Linked DNA regions of Homo sapiens: region 2 is linked to region 1. The links are chromatin loops, found by intact Hi-C in ENCODE. Cell type or tissue: ascending aorta. All regions are shown on one strand. Links, peaks and the distances in the headings refer to the core of each region. The heading gives the core; the rest is flanking DNA.

Region 1 (5,385 bases), core at 285-5,284:
TTAATTCATTCAAATTTCAAATGTGATAAAAAGATGAGTAAATAAGCTAGTCTGTTAGACATAATTCAATAACATTTAGGATTTCAATAACTGTCTGCTATTGTCTTTCTTCAAAACCCAATATAATAATATTACCCTAAAAATCCCAATATAATGTATTTCTTAAATTATGTAACAATTAGAAGATCAAATATTATGTTACTAAATACTTTTTAGGGAAACTGTTTCTAATTACTTCTCTTTAAGAAACTAAGCACCAGTTTAATTGACAGCTTGATTAAATCCCTCCAAAGGACATAAATCAAACCCCATAACATTGTGCAAGTGGATTTTAAAGACTTTAAATACTTTGTAAAACCTTTCAGGAAAAAAAAAATGAGATGCTCCCTGGTCTATAGCATTTTTTTTCCACTTTACCTGTCATTAGTACAAAAGAAATGGAATGTGTCCATAAAACATATCTGAGTATTATATTAAGAATTACCAAAAAAAAAAGTTTCTTAAACAAAATATGTATAGTAAAAGTTAAATAAATATATTTTATGGAAGGTCTGAAAGGAATGCCCCAAATTCTTAACTGAGCTTTGGTGAAATAAAATTTGGGAATGGGAACAGAGTATGTTGGAGGTGGGTGGGAATACTTCCTCACTCTATATTTATTTCTCATATTCACTGGATGGGTTTTTTTTAAAGGGTTTCTCAATCCATTTGTCATCTAAAGATGCAACAAGAGAAAGATATTTTCTTCAATGAAAAGTTATCTTCATCTTTAAATCTTTTAACGCTAACATTAACACACAAGACCCTCATTAAATGCTCATCTCCACATGCAAGGTACTTGAAAAATCATTTTGAGAATTAGCCATATCAGAGTTGACTGAGAGATATAAAAAACAAGAAATACAAAAGACACAACATGAAAAACAAAACAGAACACATCAACATATTTGTACAAGACATGCCTCAAATGAAAGGTAGCAAAGCAATTCTACAAAGACACAAATGCACTAGAGAAAAAAGTTGCATCTATGAGGTCTTTTAAAAGTAGCACCACTTGTTGTCTAGAATTATGCATCACTGCTTTAAGGAAAAAGACTACCCCCACATGTTACACAAGGAAAAATAAAACAAATCTTTTATACTTACATTAAGTAAAGACTCCTGAACAGAAAGAATATTTTCTTGTAAACCTTCAGTAAGGTTCAAGTACATAGCCTTAAAATTCAGGGGCGCCTTGACAGGGACATCTGAAGAGTACATTGTTTTCCCCGCACAAAAACAAAAAACTACATAATAATTCAGCAGTTATTGTAGCTTTGTGACACCACAAAATTGGCATCCACAGAGAAAAATTAATTTGAGTATAAGCAATCAGCTAATCAAAATGCTTCTGGATACATACATAAACATCAACTAGCAAAATCATCCCTATAGTATTCAGAGTCTTGCAAGATATTTTACATATATGCTAACATTTTAAAATTGATCTTCAAAAAATTTATCCATCAAGTTCTTTGGCATAGCTGGGTCATATTCCCTGGCTTCTGTAAGTTTCAGGGCAGAGAAAAGCTAAATGAAGTCCTCCTAAATAAGGCCATTCAGGAACAAAATTCCACCTCCAGTGTTTCCATTTCCCAGGATCAAAGTGTGCCCTCCTCATATACATTGTCAAATTGCCCTTTGGTCACTAACCTTGTGCAATAAAACACAAAATTGCCGTATCTAGATATGCATGTTACCAAATACAGAAATTTAGAAACTATAAATTTTCCTCATTAAAGATCTATCAAACTTCCAAATACAGATTCAAGAACAGAAATAACAATCCTTATAAGTGATAAGATTTAATACCACTCATTAATTTAAAATTCATCAGACTGCTTTTTGGCAGCAAGCAGCAATCTCAACAGGATATTACTGTGTATTAACCGAGTTTAAAAATTTAACAGATACCTTCCCTGTAAGAAAGATAATTTGCCACTCTAAGGCTTCAGTTGAAATAAATTCAGAATCATTCTATAAACTCCCCTCCTTTTCTACTTCATGTTTCTTTCTTAAAAAGAAAAAAAAAGAGAGCATTTTACTCAAAGAACTTTGTTAACAAAACACTTTGCAATAACCCATGTAGAACATACAAAAGCCTACATTCAGGGGCAAATGTAAAACAGAGAACATGTAAACCTTTTGTTAGGATTTTCAACTTAAATTAACTAAACAGATTATCTTCAGAGCCTATAATCCTCAATATTCATGAAGGCAAGAGGCCTCAAGTTACAAACCATACAATAATCTTCTCCCAAGAGAAAGGGTAGCAAATGGAATACCTAACGGTCATATTCCCTTTGAACAGGTGACCTCTTAGTACGCTTCTAAAAAGATTCTGATATTTTCAAATATGAATTATTAAATAATGCTTTCATGGATACACGCTAAATGTAAACAAATACTAGCTTTACAACTCCCTCTAGTGGAAACAAAATATCAAAATGCTTCCGCAATTACATCAAACAAGGCAGTTAAAAAGTGGAAGAAAGGCTATGCAATGGAAACCTTGCCTCTAAAATACATGATGCTGAGCTCAATGGAGCTTTATTATTCTATTAGAGAAGTACCACTATAAAAACCAAGTCAGTATTGCCAAGTGCAAGTTTCTATCTGCCACCTGCTACCTAAACCATCTACCTTTCTACTCAAGATCATTTTCAAATATGTCATCACTAAATGACCCGTCAACACTAAATGATCCATCATCAGCAAATATTATCTTGATATCATAGATTACCAAGTATTTCTGCCCCAAATCACCAGCTCCAGAATATATACACACATAAATAGATAATTTTACTATCTGGAACCAACAACAATCACAGAGCTACTTCTGGTGACACTGCAGAAAGTACATGTCTACTCCAGCTGACTGTGAGAGTCCAAAATGGCAATCTTGTTTAAGCTGTGGCTTTACCAACAACTGAGAGGCTTATAACAAGCATGCCTATTACAAAAAGACCTTTATCTGGGGCTGGGTGCAGTGGCTCACACCTGTAATCACAGCACTTTGGGAGGCCGAGGCAGTTGGATCACCTGAAGTCAGGAGTTCAAGACCAGCCTGGCCAACATGGCAAAACCCTGTCTCTACTAAAAATACAAAAAAAATTAGCCAGGCATGGTGGTGCATGCCTCTAATCCCAGCTACTTGGGAGGCTGAGGCAGGAGAATCGCTTGAACCCGGGAGGCAGCGTCAGCCAAGATCCCGTGATTGCACTCCAGCATGGGCAACAGAGCGAGACTCCATCTCAAAAAAAAAAAAAAAGAACTATATCTCTGTAATATCCAACTGTGCAATCACAAGTATAGAGACTTAGGTGAAAAGCATTTTTGCAAAGTCATATTGTTACATTATGAGTGAGTTAATACAAGAGCTTCTGAATTATTTTCTGGGACAGCTTTATAAAGAAAAGTTTGCTTTGGATGATATCTCCTTCTTAGCAAGAAGGACAAGTATTACCAGCAGCTCTCAAGTGGTACAATCAGAAAATAATGCCCTCCAGTTAGTTAGGAGAAACATAAGTAATGTGTGACAATTAATTGATATTAACTGACGATACATATCTCTATGATGTCATCACTCTCACTGATCTACACCCTAATCTGCTCTGTCGACTATTTTTAAGAGATGAGAGTTTCAGTTGAAACACTGTGAGAAGCTGTGGTTTATGTACCTCTCTACTATGCCTTTATGCCTTGACTCACAGTGGGCCAACTTTTACTAATGTACCATTAAGAGTTGTAGCACTTTAGAAATACATTATAGGACGTTTCTAAAAAATTCTTGCTTTTTTTTTTCCCAAAATATGGGTATATTTGTGATGGTCTCTGGCTTGAGATCCACTGGTCTAAATATCCTCTAAATATTGAATAAAGTATTTACTAAATCCTTTCCTTTTTCTGAATGTTAAAGGCACTTTCTCCCTTTGACCTTCAATACAAACAATGGAGAGAATAGAAATGGAAAAAGCAAAATCATAATTGTAAAGCTGCTCATTAGGATGGCATGAAGGTTGGAATGGTGTATTCATTGGGATATGGGCCCATGTGGACAAAATCCCAACTGGCACCAAAACAACAAAATTAAACACAGCTTGGAAAAACATGCTGTATTAGCAACTAGCCTTTCATCCCAGGCAGTGAAAATCAGGACTATCCAACCATGTACCAAGACAGGCTCTCACAAACCCTTAGCAGGGTAGACTATGAGTCAGATGTGGTATGCCTGGTAAGCCTTATAGCACATCATCAGGGATAAAGGCATTCCTCCCACATCAGCAACTTGAACACAAAGTGATTCACTAAGTAGAGAAAGCAATATGCATTAGCCCACTGCTAACAGTTATAACCTAGCCACAATCCCAAAGCCACAGTCCCAAAGCTACCAACCAGGTAGACAGGATAAAACAGCTTTTTTTCTTTAATCTCTTAAGGCTGTGAACCATTTGGCTATTGCTGGGTCAGGAAGACTGAGACAGTTAAAAAAAACCTTCTAGATATGCATTCAAGCTTGGGTTTGACCACCCAATTTATTACTTTAACTTGTAGTGACAAAGTATACATACAGCTGAAGATTTGTGAACAGTTCCGAAGTTTGTTACTAAAATTTGAACCTCTCTAGCCTCTCATCTCACTTTTTCCCTTGCAGCAATTATTTTTTAAAGTAAAAATATTTTTATTAACATGAAGTTTTTTACAAATTTAACCATAATCATCATGTTAGAGTCAATTCAGCTATATATCCTTCCACTCTGCTAGAAATACTCATTCTTAGATACTTGATCTTTCAAGAACAACTTTTCCCCTGAAATTCCCTATCCCAGCATACAATCTATCAAAGAGGTGATCCCAAATAGCTGTTTTCTATATTATCTAGAATTAATTGCCTCCTTAACTAGTATCCCCTCTAAAATTTTAACCACACAATACACTGGCAGACCTATCTCTCTAATATATTTCTCAATGAAAAATCACCTGTCAAAATATTTTTTCTTCTTTACAGTAGTGATTATTTAAACTGACCTTCTCAAGAATCCCAGTGGCTAAACCCCAGCCAACTATCCAAGCCCAGTCATGAATACCTCATGCTGCAGGTTCAAAGTAACAGAAAATCCTCATTCCCATCCTTGCCACAATTGTTGTGAGGGGCCCTGCCAAAATCCGGAAACCCTCACCAGGGTCATAAACTCAAATGCCCTCAGGGCCCTGGCAGAGAATTTACCAGAGTGAAGCAGGCAGGTCTGAGTGCATAAGCCCATGTCTGTGTGAGAAGTGGGGACTGTGGCCAGCTGGGGAAGGAGAGCCACTGCTCAGTTCCAGCCCGCCTGCTGCCATGTGCAA
Region 2 (5,385 bases), core at 232-5,231, 310 kb before region 1:
TGCAATCACCTTTTCCTCCGACCCACTTCATTTTTGGAAAGGTGGAATGATGAACTCTGGAAAGAGGACTGCTTTACTTGAGATTAAAGAGAAAAATGCAAAGAAAAGCCATTCACTTTACTTCTCAAATATTTCTTTCACCTAAACACGTGCTTAAGGGCACATTCTTCAAGGTACTTGTGGGATACCTCTAGCCCCAAACCCAAATTCATGGGATTATAAAGAAGAGCAGAAAGCCTAGCAGAGCAGAGGTCAGAAGAGCTGGATTTTGGTCCTCTTCTGTAACTCAGTGGATTGTCTTCAATAAATTATCCTAAACCTGAATTTCCACATCTGTTACAGGATGTTGCACTCATCTCTCAGAAGGTTCTGTGAAGCTCAACTGAGATTATGCATCTGAAAATAATGAAGTGTAATTGAAATGTAAGATGTATCTTCCTTCTCTTTCTCCTTCACAATGGGGTCATTAACAATATATCTAACTCCCTGGGTTTCCTCTAACGTTAGAAAGTTTTTGAAGTCTTTATATTCAGCTTTATATTCAGACTGCCCATATTAAGATAAATTATTTTTAAGTGAATCCTAAATTAAACACTGAAGCATCTTTCAACTGAAGAACCTAGAAGAAGATTCTCATTAAATACTGATTCTTCCTAAACAAATAAACTAAGACTCAGAATAGCATTAACTGACATCCTTAATTACAAAAATACTTTTGGCTTTGAATTCCCGGTTCCATTCCATATTATTTATTTACACTATAAACTATAAAGTTCAATATTTAAAGGTTTGTTAATTCTAATTCGTAAGTGATCAAAATCCTTCACTGTATACCACTTTCTTTTTCTTTTTCTTTTCTTTTTTTTTTTTTAGAGACGGAGTCTCACTCTTTTGCCTAGGCCGGACTGCAGTGGCACTATCTCGGCTCACTGCAAGCTCCAACTCCCGGGTTCATGCCATTCTCCTGCCTCAGCCTCCCGAGTAGCTGGGATTACAGGTGCCCGCCACCGTGCCTGGCTACTTTTTTTGTATTTTTAGTAGAAACGGGGTTTCACCATGTTAGCAAAGATGGTCTCGATCTCCTGACCTCGTGATCCACCTGCCTCGGCCTCCCGAAGTGCTGGGATTACAGGCGTGAGCCATCGCACCCGGCCCACTTTTTTAACTACCTACAATAGTCTTCACTGAGCCTACACTTCAAAGTAATGTGGTTTCAGATGCAAAGTACAGGTAAGCATCATTTCCAGAGTCATGAACTCAGAAACCAGTGATCCAAGGGATATACTCTAGGCAGGCAGAAGCCATAGTAGTAACACCAGAATAAGTCTGCCAGACCTTAGATGCATGAGATGTGCGATCTCAAACTTGCCACTATCACGAGCCCATAGGGACTTAGGACTTAGAGTTCTAAGGACTTAGGGTTGGGGTGAGACAATTTGGCTAGAGGATCCCATTTGGGCTCTAGCAGTTGGCACAGAATATCCCACTATGACTAGCAGTGATACCTACCCTGGGCTGAGCTTTCTCAGGTTCACTTTTCAGGGGAGTGGCATCTTCACTCCTGATCTCCACAGGTGTTTTTGCAAGGACCTGTCCTTCTGGCCAATGTCAGGGTATGCTTAGAAGACATGGGCTACAGTTTCCAAATATGTGCAAATATTGTTCTTTTCTCCACCACTCAGCTTGTATTTTATAGTTCACGGCATATGGGGCCGATTTAAGAGCTCTGGAAAAATAACTGTGATGCTAGTGATTTAAGGAATAGTTGCATATCAACAGAAACTACAGTTGCTGCTTACTATTTGAAAGACTGTCAAAGGAGTGGCCATGGACCCTATCGGACATGCTGAATTTTGGAGTGTGTGTCTGTACCTGAAGCTAAGTGCTCAGCTATATCTTGTTAACTTCATTTTTAATAATCGTTAATAAATTATTATTAGAAAAATAATGAGCTCAGTATTTACCAAGACAGATCCTTCCTGTGGCATCCAAAGTCATTCCACTGGGACACTGACACTTGAATGACCCCCTAGTGTTAACACACAGGCCATTTTTACACACTCCTGGGAACACTTCACATTCATCTATATCTAAAAAGAAAAAAAAAGTATAAAGTTAATATATCTTTATAATATCATTCTACCTTATTCTACTCATAGAGTCATAATTATTCCCCATTTTGAACCTGGTAAGTTCATAAAACTAGTTTGCCTACAAGTAGTTTGTGTAGAATTTCTAGGGTGCCTGAATAGCAACCAGAACGAGCCCACCTATTACTAAATATGTAAGAGTTTCTCCATTGGTTTCAGGGAATAACTTTTGAGTTGTAGAGACAGGCAGCTGGTGTGAGTTCTTGGAGACAGCTCTGGTAGCTGCGGACATTTCAGGTAAGGTTCCCAGCAATATAATTTGCTTTATGAGACCAGATGTCTGGAAATGAGTAGAGAAGCAAAAACCTGGTTTTTCAAACTAGCAAAGAAGAAACAGCTTGAAGTTCAGCATAGAAAAATATCCCACCAAGGAATATGTGGGCCAGTGAAGGGTCTCTTTTAAGAAGTTCTGATAAATCACCAGAAAATGTACAATCAATTCTAACTCAGCCATGGTCTCAGGCTGTTCTGTCCATGCTTTGGTCTCAGCTTGGGTTGAGGGGAATTAAAAGATACTCATGTTCATTCATTCATCATTCATCCAATCTCTCTCAAATGTACCAGTCCTTCCCAGTTTGCCTAATGGAGAGCAATATGTTCTCTGCACTTAATTTGGAAAAGTATTCACCACCAAGTTAATCAAAAGAAAGGCACTTACTTGCCAATGCCAAAAAAAAAAGAGGGGGGAACATTAGCTAAGAAACTCATACACACTGTGTCTCTATTTAGAAGAAATAACTTTCCACAACAGGAATGTTGAAAAAATATTCTGAATCTTTCCTTGTAAGAGAGATCAATGGGGAGAGGGTGGAATCTACCTTTTTGGGTTTTTTGTTTTGTTTTGGCCACTTGTACAACAAAATATGCTGCTGAGGTCAGATAAGTTATTAACAGCGGGTCTGGACCAGAGAAAGGCCAAAGGATTCAGTCATCATTTGGAAAGCAAGACCTTGGGTGGGGGTTGTAGTGTGCCTCTTTGTTTTAACAGGGAAAAAACTTCATTTCATCCCACATATGGGACTAATTGCTGTTTTTAAAATTTTTCAGCTGCTGTGTCATGTCAGGTTGTGTTAGTCACCATGACCTATGTCTATCTGAAACTCCAGGAGAAAGAATCACAGCAAACTGAAGAAACTCCATGCAGACTTTCAACAAAGAGAAAACAGAATGTGTCCTTCTAAATCACCCATGACTGTGAAACAAACAAATAAAAAATGCCAGGACAAACCAAAGAAAGGCAAATTTTACAGACTCATCAAAAACTTCCTGTTTTTCTCTTCCTGATAGCATTTTGAAAGTGCAGTCTCTCTAAACTGCGATCAACCTAAAACATTTTCAGCCACCCACCCTGTCCTTTGGACATAGCGTTCTGACACTAGCAACAGTATATATATGCTTGTGAAATTAACAGCTGTTCCGTTTTGTAGTTCTCATTATTTTTTTTCTCTGCTGCATATTTCTCCCTGTGAAGTTATATGACAGCTTTATCCAGTCCGAGTTAACACAAACATTCATTATGCACACAAAAATGTATGGTTTATAAGTAATCAGAAATACCTTCACATTGTGTTCCTTTAATTCTTGAGTACCCTTTACCACATATGGGATCTGTAATAAAAAGCGAAAAACAAAACAGAAAACAAATTTGAGATAACAATATCCAGACTTTGCAGTTCTGACATAGTGTAAGAAACATGAAAGATGACCTGGAACATGAAGTAGATTGTGTTGCTATAAGTATGAGATAACAAAATGTTTCTGCGATTGCATAGGTGAGGAAGAACAGTAATGAAATGTCTCCTCAAATAAAGCTCAATTCCACTAAGATACTCCAAAAGACACAGACGTGCCCTATAGATCATGTTAAAGTGATAGCTAAGAGGGAAACTGAAGGTAGCTTTCTCTCTTGCTGTTCACCTGAAAATAGGAATCACACTATAGAATTACTTTAACCTGAATATAGAAAACTCAAGTCTATAATTTGGAGATCTCATGGCCTCCAGCATTCACATAAATTTACACATTTATATATTTAAACATTAAATCAGCAAAACCATGAGCAAGGTTCTCAAACCTCAAGTTCCCAACAGATTTAGAAGTTCACCAGAAACCCTTATGAAGTTTAGTCATGAATACCGGTTTCTTTACATCAATTAGCTTTTTGAAAGATAATCTGTACCTATAAAAAGCTCAGAACCCCTAACCACAAGGTTCCCAAGAGAGCTGGCAGGCACTGGTGCTCCAGGGAAGCAACACAAACTAACCACATTACAATGTGAAGATAGAAAATAATAAATGAACAAAATCACATAAAATTTGACACTTCTTATTTCCCATTCAGCAATATGTTCGGGGCCATCAGGATTAAATCTTTGAAAATTCTCATGTGAGCCTAGATAAATGAAATACTAGGCTTCCCCTTTTTATGCAAAGACCATTGGAGTGGTATAGGAACCACAGCATGGGTTTCTCTTACCAACTTGGCATAGGGTGCACGGGCTTCCCCACGCAGCACCGAGGGAGGAGCAGCACTGGGACTTTAAGGTGGCTCCATTGATGTTGATCTCACATCGCCCATCAATGACAGTCTGCCAGCAAGTGCCCTTGATGGTTTCTGCAGAGGAGGGAATAATATTTAATAGAATCTATATAAAAATTCAAACATACACCTTGGAATTATAGACAAAAATAGCATTTGAAACAAGGAATAATGAAGTTTTTAATATTGTTCATCCATACTTAAATTCTTTTGCAGGAAAAGCTGACATTAAGTATAACAACATTGATAAACATAGAAAAATCATTCTCAGAAAGATAAATACCTATGCAGATGGTTTTTGTTGGATCCAAAGTACTTTCAGAAGAACATTCACAAATAAAAGAGCCTGGGCTGTTCTTGCAGACTCCATTAATGCAAGGACTTGATTCGCATTCATCAATGTCTGAAACAAAAACAGGTCTACATTACTGCTAAAATCTAGTCTTGGGCCTAAAAGAGTACTTCAACTTTGACCCCAATTGCTACTACATATCCTTAATCCCACACAGTAAAGCTGGGCTAAATAGTTTTTCCTACACTAGATGGAATGCCAAAATAATAACTCTATAGTATAGACTAGTACATCTCTATAGTATAGAATACGGGACTTGGCTGAATCTTTTTATTTAGAAAATCTGGAGTAAATGTGTATGTGATTTCTGAATGAATAGCTCAAATAGCAGACACATAACATTT

What was found. A loop is a pair of places that touch in the nucleus more often than their neighbours do. Peaks named below come from ENCODE experiments on the same cell type or tissue, not always from the same donor. Only the 100,000 strongest peaks of a DNase experiment are listed, where the experiment ranks them.
Region 2: it touches region 1 in a loop (2.2-fold over the local background); 3 of 110 quality-filtered maps call a loop at or near these places.

The regions. Positions count from the first base shown.
Region 1 is chr15:48,798,795-48,804,179 of GRCh38, forward strand. All of the region lies in intron 2 of CEP152 (centrosomal protein 152), which reads right to left. Among named protein-coding and RNA genes, the nearest start is that of CEP152, 9.6 kb to the right of the region's middle. In ascending aorta, for the core only: a CTCF peak has its summit at 2,451 (motif pointing left); no DNase peak of the experiment used is centred there.
Region 2 is chr15:48,490,497-48,495,881 of GRCh38, forward strand. It overlaps FBN1 (fibrillin 1), which reads right to left. Exons shown (of 66, transcript NM_000138.5): 21 at 4,973-5,092; 22 at 4,627-4,764; 23 at 3,708-3,758; 24 at 1,965-2,090. Among named protein-coding and RNA genes, the nearest start is that of FBN1, 150 kb to the right of the region's middle. In ascending aorta, for the core only: no CTCF peak of the experiment used is centred there; a DNase peak (open chromatin) is centred at 3,105; H3K27ac peaks cover 2,978 bases.